Regions from separate parts of the Homo sapiens genome. Here region 1 is linked to region 2. Evidence: read pairs that join two places in POLR2A ChIA-PET (ENCODE). Cell type or tissue: B cell. All regions are shown on one strand.

Region 1 (4,000 bases), 180 kb before region 2:
ATTAAGTACGGGATAGGAAAGAGTAGGCAGCAAAAAAAACTAAAGCCCGTGTGAACTGCATTCTTAGAAGCTGAATCTTCTCAGAAAGTAAGCAAACCAGCTAGTTCACTGTGAATTCATAAAAGCCAAGTTACAACTAAGGGCTGAATCTGAAGGGCTCAGGGTTTACAAAAATAAGTGAAACTGGTATATCCAGAATTAGGTCATAACCAAATGAGAAATGATGTTTTAACATAAAAGGGTATTTTTAAAAGATATATTCCAATCCCCTTTGCCTGTTTTTCATAACCCAAAATTTCCAGAAAATGAGTAATACAATCTCATTAAAGATAATTTGAAAAATGGGGGAAAAAAACTCATAATAATCTCCTCCGATACAACTATGATTATTATTTTAATATATTTCCATTCAGTCCTTCCATTTTCAACACAGTGTAACTGTAGCTTTAATAACAATTATGAATTGAGTATCTATACAATGAATAATATTAAGTATAGCTTATTAGATAATAATACTATATAACAGGAACATGGCAGGCTACTAAAGAGAAAACTAAACTCACTACTAGACAGAAAATGACAGACAAAAAACAATTTTTTGCTTCTAGAAGTTCAGTCTAATGGGTTATGCAGATGAGTAAACAGACAATTTCAGCACAGTAAGACAAATGTTATGATATGAATACTAAGAAAATGAGGATTTCCTGAAGAAAGTGATCTAAATTTAAAAATGGAGGATGAGTGAGTTAGCCAAGCTTTGAGGCAGCACAGAAGAAGGTGAGAGTGAGCAGCAGAGGTAACGGAGAGGACATTCCAAGCAGAAGGAACAACTTAGATAAGCAACCAGGGGTAAGAGATAGTACAGTATGTTTGTGGGACATTAATTAGTTCACTATGACTAAAACACTGAGAACAACAAGTTGCAGGGGGATGGAAGACTTCAAATTATAAAAATGGAGCTGATACATCAAAGGGCAAAACACTGGGTCTGTCTTCATGGTTCTATAACTCAGTGACTATCACAGTGCATGTCATGGCATATACACAATAAACATGTTGAATGATATATGAGAAGGACCATGTATGCCATATATCCTCTGATCTTAGAAATCTAATTAAGTTACCATATTCTGGCATTTTTGCTCAGCAAAATACCTTACTTGCATTGTTCCAAAAGAAGCTGGAGACAGCAAAATAATGGATACTGGCAACAATTATCAATGGCAGCTAAGGCTATTAAGTAAAAATGATGAATTTGATAATGGGTAAAACAGGCTGATAAAACCTAACTCACAGATCAATCTTAAGTCACTAAAATAGTTACAACCAGACAGTAAGTTCCTTCTGAAGTGAGGAAACTGGAAATACACGGACCCACCAAGCAGCATTCTTACCAACAGAAAGAGCCTGAATCTAATCCAGTCTCTGAATCTAAATCCCAGTTTACAGGAAATACAGGGACAGAGGTACACATTAAATGATGCCACAAAGACATAATCAGCCAACTCCAGAATATGGGAAATTCTACAGTGCCTTATAGTTAATATCGGAAAAAAAACAGAAGCAGCAACTGTTATAAAGGACAGTTAAGAGAGATAAAAATCAAAGAGATATAAAAACCAAACACACAGTTTTAATTTTGATTCAAATAAATCGATAATAGGAATACTTTTTTAGGCTGGGCACAGTGGCTCACGCCTGTAAATCCAGCACTTTGGGAGGCCAAGGCAGGCGGATCATGAGGTCAAGAGATCGAGACCATCCTGGCCAACATGGTGAATGAAACCCCATCTCTACTAAAAATACAAAAATTAGGGCCAGGCGCGGTGGCTCACACCTGTAATCCCTGTACTTTGGGAGGCCGAGGCAGGCGGATAATTTGAGGTCAGAAGTTCAAGACCAGCTTGACCTACATAGTGAAACCCCGTCTCTACTAAAATACAAAATTTAGCTAGGCGTGGTGGCAGGCGCCTCTAATCCCAGCTACTTGGGAGGCTGAGGCAGGAGAATCGCTTGAACCCAGGAAGCGGAGGTTGCAGTGAGCTGAGATCGTGCCACTGCACTCCAGCCTGGGTGACAAAGCAAGACTCCCTCTAAAAAAAAAAAAAAAAAAAAAAAAATTCCGGGCATGGTGGTGCGCACCTGTAGTCTCAGCTATTCGGGAGGCAGGAGAATCACTTGAACTCAGAAGGCGGAGGTTGCAGTGAGCCGAGATTGTTCCACTGCACTCCAGCCTGGCAACAGAGCGAGACTGTCTCAAAAAACTATATACTTTTTTAGATAAACAGGAAAAACTGAACAAGGACTGGGTATTAGATGATACTAGGTATGGCAATGATCTCATGTTTTTTTTAAGTGACACAACTGAAGTTAAAAAGCAAATTTGATGCAATGTCTGAGATTTGATCAGTCAAGTCAAAAATATTTTTAATGGCTAGGAATCCGATAAAAGAATAGCAAATTATTGATAACTGTTAAAGTTGGTTAATGGGGAGGGGGGTTCATTATATACTTTACTGTCTTTTGTGTATGTTTCAAAATTTCCATAATAGGTTTTTTTTTTTTTTTTTTTGAGATGGAGTCTCGCTCTGTCGCCCAGGCTGGAGTGCAGTGGCACGATCTCGGCTCACTGCAAGTTCTGCCTCCCGGGTTCACACCATCCTCCTGCCTCAGCCTCCCGAGTAGCTGGGACTACAGGCGCCCACCACCACGCTCAGCTGATTTTTTGTATTTTTTAAGTAGAGACGGGGTTTCACCGTGTTAGCCAGGATGTGCTTGATCTCCTGACCTTGTGATCCACCCGCCTCAGCCTCCCAAAGTGCTAATAGTTCTTAAGATAAAAATAATTATCACTAAAAAGTTGGGCATAAGTCAGGCACAGTGGTGTGTGCCTGTAGTCCCACAGCTACTCAGGAGGCTAAGGCAGGAGGAGCACTTGAGCCCAGGAGTTCAAGGTTGTAGTATGCTAGATTGGCCTGTGAATAGCCACTGCACTCCAACCTGGACAACACTTTGAGACTTTGTCTAAATATATATATATATATACTTTTTTTTAATTTTATTTATTTATTTATTTTTTTTTGAGAGAGTCTCACTCTGTTGCCCAGGCTGGAATGCAATGGCATGATCTCAACTCACTGCAACCTCTCTTTCCCTGGGTTCAAGCGATTCTCCTGCCTCAGCCTCCTGAGTAGCTGGGATTACAGGCATGCATCACCACACCCGGCTAATTTTTGTATTTTTAATAGAGACAAGAGTTTTGCCATGCTGGCCAGCCTGGTCTTAAACTCCTGGCCTCAACTGATCTGCCCACCTCAGCCTTCCAAAGTTCTGGGATTACAGGTGTAAGCCACAGTGCCGGCCTGTGTATGTTTAAGTGTGTATAAATATTTATATGTATGTGTGTATATATGTGTGTGTGTGTGTGTCTATGTATTTTAAAGCTGGATGTAAAACTAGATTTATAGCATGTATCAACTATTTTCTTAAATATGCAGTTTTTTTTTAATGACTGAATAGTAATACACCAAAATATTCCTTAGTATTTATGTCTAGGAATTGAGATGATAGATGATTTATTTCTCAAATACTCTATAATGAACATTTATTACTTAGATATCAGAAAAAAAACTATTTTTCTTTTTTAAAGAATTGTTCCTGAGAAAAAATAGTGTCTAGGGCATGCAGCAGCACGGTTTTGAACAAAGAAATTCGTTTAACTCTTGGACCTACCATCATTAATTTTTTTGGTTTCCTTGATCTTTTTTTTGTTTGAGACAGTTCTGCTCTGTCGCCCTGGCTGGAGTGCAATGGCGCAATCTCGGCTCACTGCAACCTCCACCTCCTGGGTTCAAGCGAGCCTCCTGCCTCAGCCTCCCACATAGTTGGGATTACAGGCGTGCACCACCACACCCAGCTAATTTTTGTATTTTTAGTAGAGATGGGGTTTCACCATGTTGGCCAGGCTGGTCTCGAACTCCTGACTTCAGGTGATCCACCT
Region 2 (4,000 bases):
CAGTCTGGGCAACATGGCAAGACCGTGTCTCTGCAAAAAAATTTAAAAATTAGCCAGGCGTGGTCACTCACACCTGTAGTCCCAGCTACTCAGGAGGCTGAGGCAGGAGGATTGTTTGAGCCCAGGAGGTTGAGGCTGCAGTGAGCCGTGTTTGCGCCACTGTACTCCAGCCTGGGCAATGGGAGTGGACCCTGTCCCAAATTTTTAAAAAATTTACAATGTTAAGTGGGAGGGAAAGAGAGAGGGAAAAATATAGACCAAACTCTTAATGGTGGTTGTCTGCGAGGGGCTGAGGTAGGATAACAGGAGTCATTTTCATTAAGTTTCTGTAATGTTTGAATTTTGTATGTCAAATCCATATTTCACCTTTATATAAATGTGGAAAGGTGGCTAAAAATTGGGGTGCAGCCTGGGAAACACAGTGAGACTTCATCTCTACAAAAAATCAAAAAATTAGCCAGGTGTGATGGTGCACACCTATAGTCCCAGCTACTCAGGAGGCTGAGTGAGGAGAGTCACTGGAGCCTGGGAGTTTGAGGCTGCAGTGAGCTATGATCACGCCACTGCACTCCAACCTGAGCAACAGACCAAAATACTATAAAAAAAATGGGGTGATGGGCAGAGTCACTGGTAGATAATTCATTGGCCAATAAGAATTTCAGGTGTACTTTATCTAAGGTCACTCTTCTAGAAGTCTGGAGACTCAGATTCAAGTTCCTGTTGTGCCCCTGACTCACAGCAAATTCTTCCCTCTCTCCTGTCCTCCGTTTTCTCACTGGACAATGAAAGGGTTAAACCGTGCTTAGGATTTTCACAGTCTCCCTTCATGGTGCTTCTCAAAAGCTAACAAAAGTAAAGTGAAGGCTGTCCATGGGGTGACCACAGCCCCTCCTATGGTGGCCTCTCAGCTGCCCTTACACACCCTCCTCTTAGCTGCAGCTCTGCATGTACTTGTGTGCATGCACACACACACAGTGAAGCCCAGCTTGCACACATGTTCACACTGGACATCTGGGAACCACAGTCTCCTGCAGCTACCTTCCTCCCTCCATACCCACTGTCTCCACCACCCGTATGTATGCCTCCCCTCACTGTGCCCACCAAGGCCATCACTTAGTGCCTTATCGTTAAAGCCAATGAATATCTCTCACCTTGTCTTCCTTGACCTCTCAGCTGCATGTGACACTGCAGACTCTGCTCTTCTCCCTGGCACTTGCTCGGTCCTTGGCGTTCCTCTGTCTTCTCTTAGTTTCCCCCATCTCTCTAAGTGTTCCTTCGTTCTCAGTGTCAATGTCTCTCCCTTCTCTATCCACCCCTTCCCTGTTGGTCTTCCATGGGGTTCTAGTCTGATCTAGTTTCTCACCCCATATACCGTTCTGTAGCCAGCTCATTTTTTCCCATGGTTTTGACCACCATCTACACCCTGCTGACACCCAAATCTCTATATCCATGCAGGACTCCCATCCACCTGCCTCCTGGGCATCTCTACAGATACCTCAATTCAACATGGCCAGAACTAAATTCACCCTCATCTTTCCCCAACACATCTGCTCTCCCTTCCATTCTGCCTTGGCAGCCCCTGGAGCTTTCTCTTTCACACACCACTTACTTATCACACTCTATTCCCATCACTTAAGAAACTGCCCTCCCTTCCCTCTCCTGAGCACAGTGCTAGGCCCTTAATAGATGAAATTAAATTATGTCATAAGCCTTTGGAGTACCAACTCCATGCCTGCTCCTGCCTAAGCCCTATCTGGAAACCAAAGATGAGCAAGCCCATTTCCTCAGAAATTTAGAGTCCGTCTGAGGACCTTACGCTCCCAATTAGCCCTGTGTTTCTGTGGACTTTATCAGCTTCTGCTGTTCCCAACCCCCCTCTAATACATGCAAGAGTCCCCTAGGAAAAAGTTACTTTAAATCCTTATCAACAGTCACCTTAGTCATTGGTTAACCAGTATCTGCTAAGATCTTGGTTTTAAATTAATCCCTTGGTTATCAAATAACACTTGAGTAGTTAATATTTGATTATCTACTAACACCACCTTAGTTATCTTCTAACACCTTATTTACAAGCCAAATACTTTATTTATTCAGTTATATCTTAGGATTTAGTAGTTTAAAAGTATTTGCTATGTCTTAGTTATTAATCAAATTTTCTTTTTTTTTTTTTTTTTTTTTAACAAGGTCTTACTCTCTCACCCAGGCTGGAGTGCAGTGGTGCAATCACAGTTCACTGCAGCCTCAACCTCCTAGGCTCAGGCAATCCTCCCACCTCAGCCTCCTGAGTAGCTGGGACCACAGATGCTCACCACCATGTCTGGCTAATTTTTGTATTTTTTGTAGAGATGGGTTTTTGCCATGTTGCCTAAGCTGGTCTTGAACTCCTGGGCTCAAGTGATCTGCTCTCCTTGGCCTCCTAAAGTGCTAGGATTACAGGTGTGAGCCACCACGCCCAGCCTTAATCAATATTTTAGTTACCTGATCCCTTAGCTCTCTGCTGAGTTTAGAGTAGATTAGCAAGTCAGAAACCATCAGTTAGGAGTTTGGGGAAGAGGTCATTTCTGAATATGGAAAAATACAGGCCTTTGTCTTTTACTGAGCTCTCCTCTTACCCCCAAACGATTCTCTTTCAACATCAACTGGCCCCAGGTCCTGAGAGAAAAGGAGGTCCCATCCTAATTGCTTATTTGTTTCTCTGAGCCAGGCTGTAGGGGACTTCCTGGAATGTTGTGATTGGCAGGGACTTTCATTCATCAACAAATGTTTCTTGAGCACTGCATATCTGTCAAGTTCTCCCTAAGTTCTAACTGTACATCAGCAAACAAAATGGGCATGTTCCCAGCTGCTATGGCTCTTAGAGAACAGTGGAAAAGATAAACATTAAACAAATAGTTATTCTGATTATTATGTGATTACAATTATGATAAGCACAGGGATTATGATAAGTACAGGGAGCTGTGAGTGTGTATAAAAGTGGCACTTGACCTATTGTGGGATTCAGAGACTTCCTTGAGGAATGACATTAAAGCTGAAAGCTGAAATTTTAATAAGAGTTAGGGAAAAAATGGTAAGGAAGTCCTAAGCAGATAGAGTGGCTTGGGCAAAAGCCTAAAGGAAGGAAAAGGCTGATATGATAGAGCTAGTGCTGCCTGGAGCCACATGATAAGGAGAAGGACCAGAGAAGTAGGCAGATGCCAGATCATGCAGGGCCTTGTGGAATCTAAGTGAGAAATGATGTGACCTGGCCTAGCATGAAGCGTCTGTCTTCTATTGGTATAAGAAGATCTTCCTTAGAGTCCCAAATCTGACGGCCAGAAATAAACCCTGGGGCAGAGGCAGTCATTGAACCACTGGTAGAAGAAGGCTGCAGCTGAATGCAGTGGCTCACGCCTGTAATTCCAACACTTTGGAAGGCTGAGGAGGGTGGATTACCTGAGTTCAGGAGTTCGAGACCAGCCTGACCAACATGGCAAAACCCTGTCTCTACTAAAAATACAAATATTAACCGGGGGCAGTGGCTTGTGCCTGTAGTCCCAGCTACTGGGGAGGCTGAGGCAGGAAAATCGCTTTAACCTGGGAGGCGGAGGTTGCAGTGAGCCCAGATTTCACCACTGCACTCCAGCCTGGGCAAGAGTGAGGCTCCATCTCAAAAAAAAAAAAAAAAAGGAGTAGGCTGTTCTGCTTTGGGGGCTGCCTGGAGGACAGGTCACCACGGAGACACCTGTGAAAAGCAAGCAGCCCTGAAATTCCCCAGCTCTCTAGCTGAGCCAGCCAAGGGGTAGCTGAGAAGATTGCCAAGACTGGAGTCCCTACTAACCACCTGCTTTCACGGATTCCTGGACACCCCTGGAGTGATTACATTGCAGATAGTCCATTTTTTTTTTTTTTTTTTTTTGAGACAGAGTCTCGATCTGTCGCCCAGGCTAGAGTGCAGTGGTGCAGTCTTGGCTCATTGCAACCTCTGCCTCCCCAGTTCAAGTGATTCTCATGCCTCAGCCTC

What was found. Peaks named below come from ENCODE experiments on the same cell type or tissue, not always from the same donor. Only the 100,000 strongest peaks of a DNase experiment are listed, where the experiment ranks them.
Region 1: POLR2A ChIA-PET joins it to region 2 with 7 read pairs; 5 of 35 experiments call an interaction of 5 or more read pairs at or near these places.

The regions. Positions count from the first base shown.
Region 1 is chr1:52,426,530-52,430,529 of GRCh38, forward strand. The region is part of intron 28 of TUT4 (terminal uridylyl transferase 4); the gene reads right to left. Among named protein-coding and RNA genes, the nearest start is that of PRPF38A, 24 kb to the left of the region's middle. In B cell, no CTCF peak of the experiment used is centred here; no DNase peak of the experiment used is centred here.
Region 2 is chr1:52,611,099-52,615,098 of GRCh38, forward strand. No RefSeq gene overlaps it. Among named protein-coding and RNA genes, the nearest start is that of GPX7, 11 kb to the left of the region's middle. In B cell, no CTCF peak of the experiment used is centred here; no DNase peak of the experiment used is centred here; H3K27ac peaks cover 472 bases.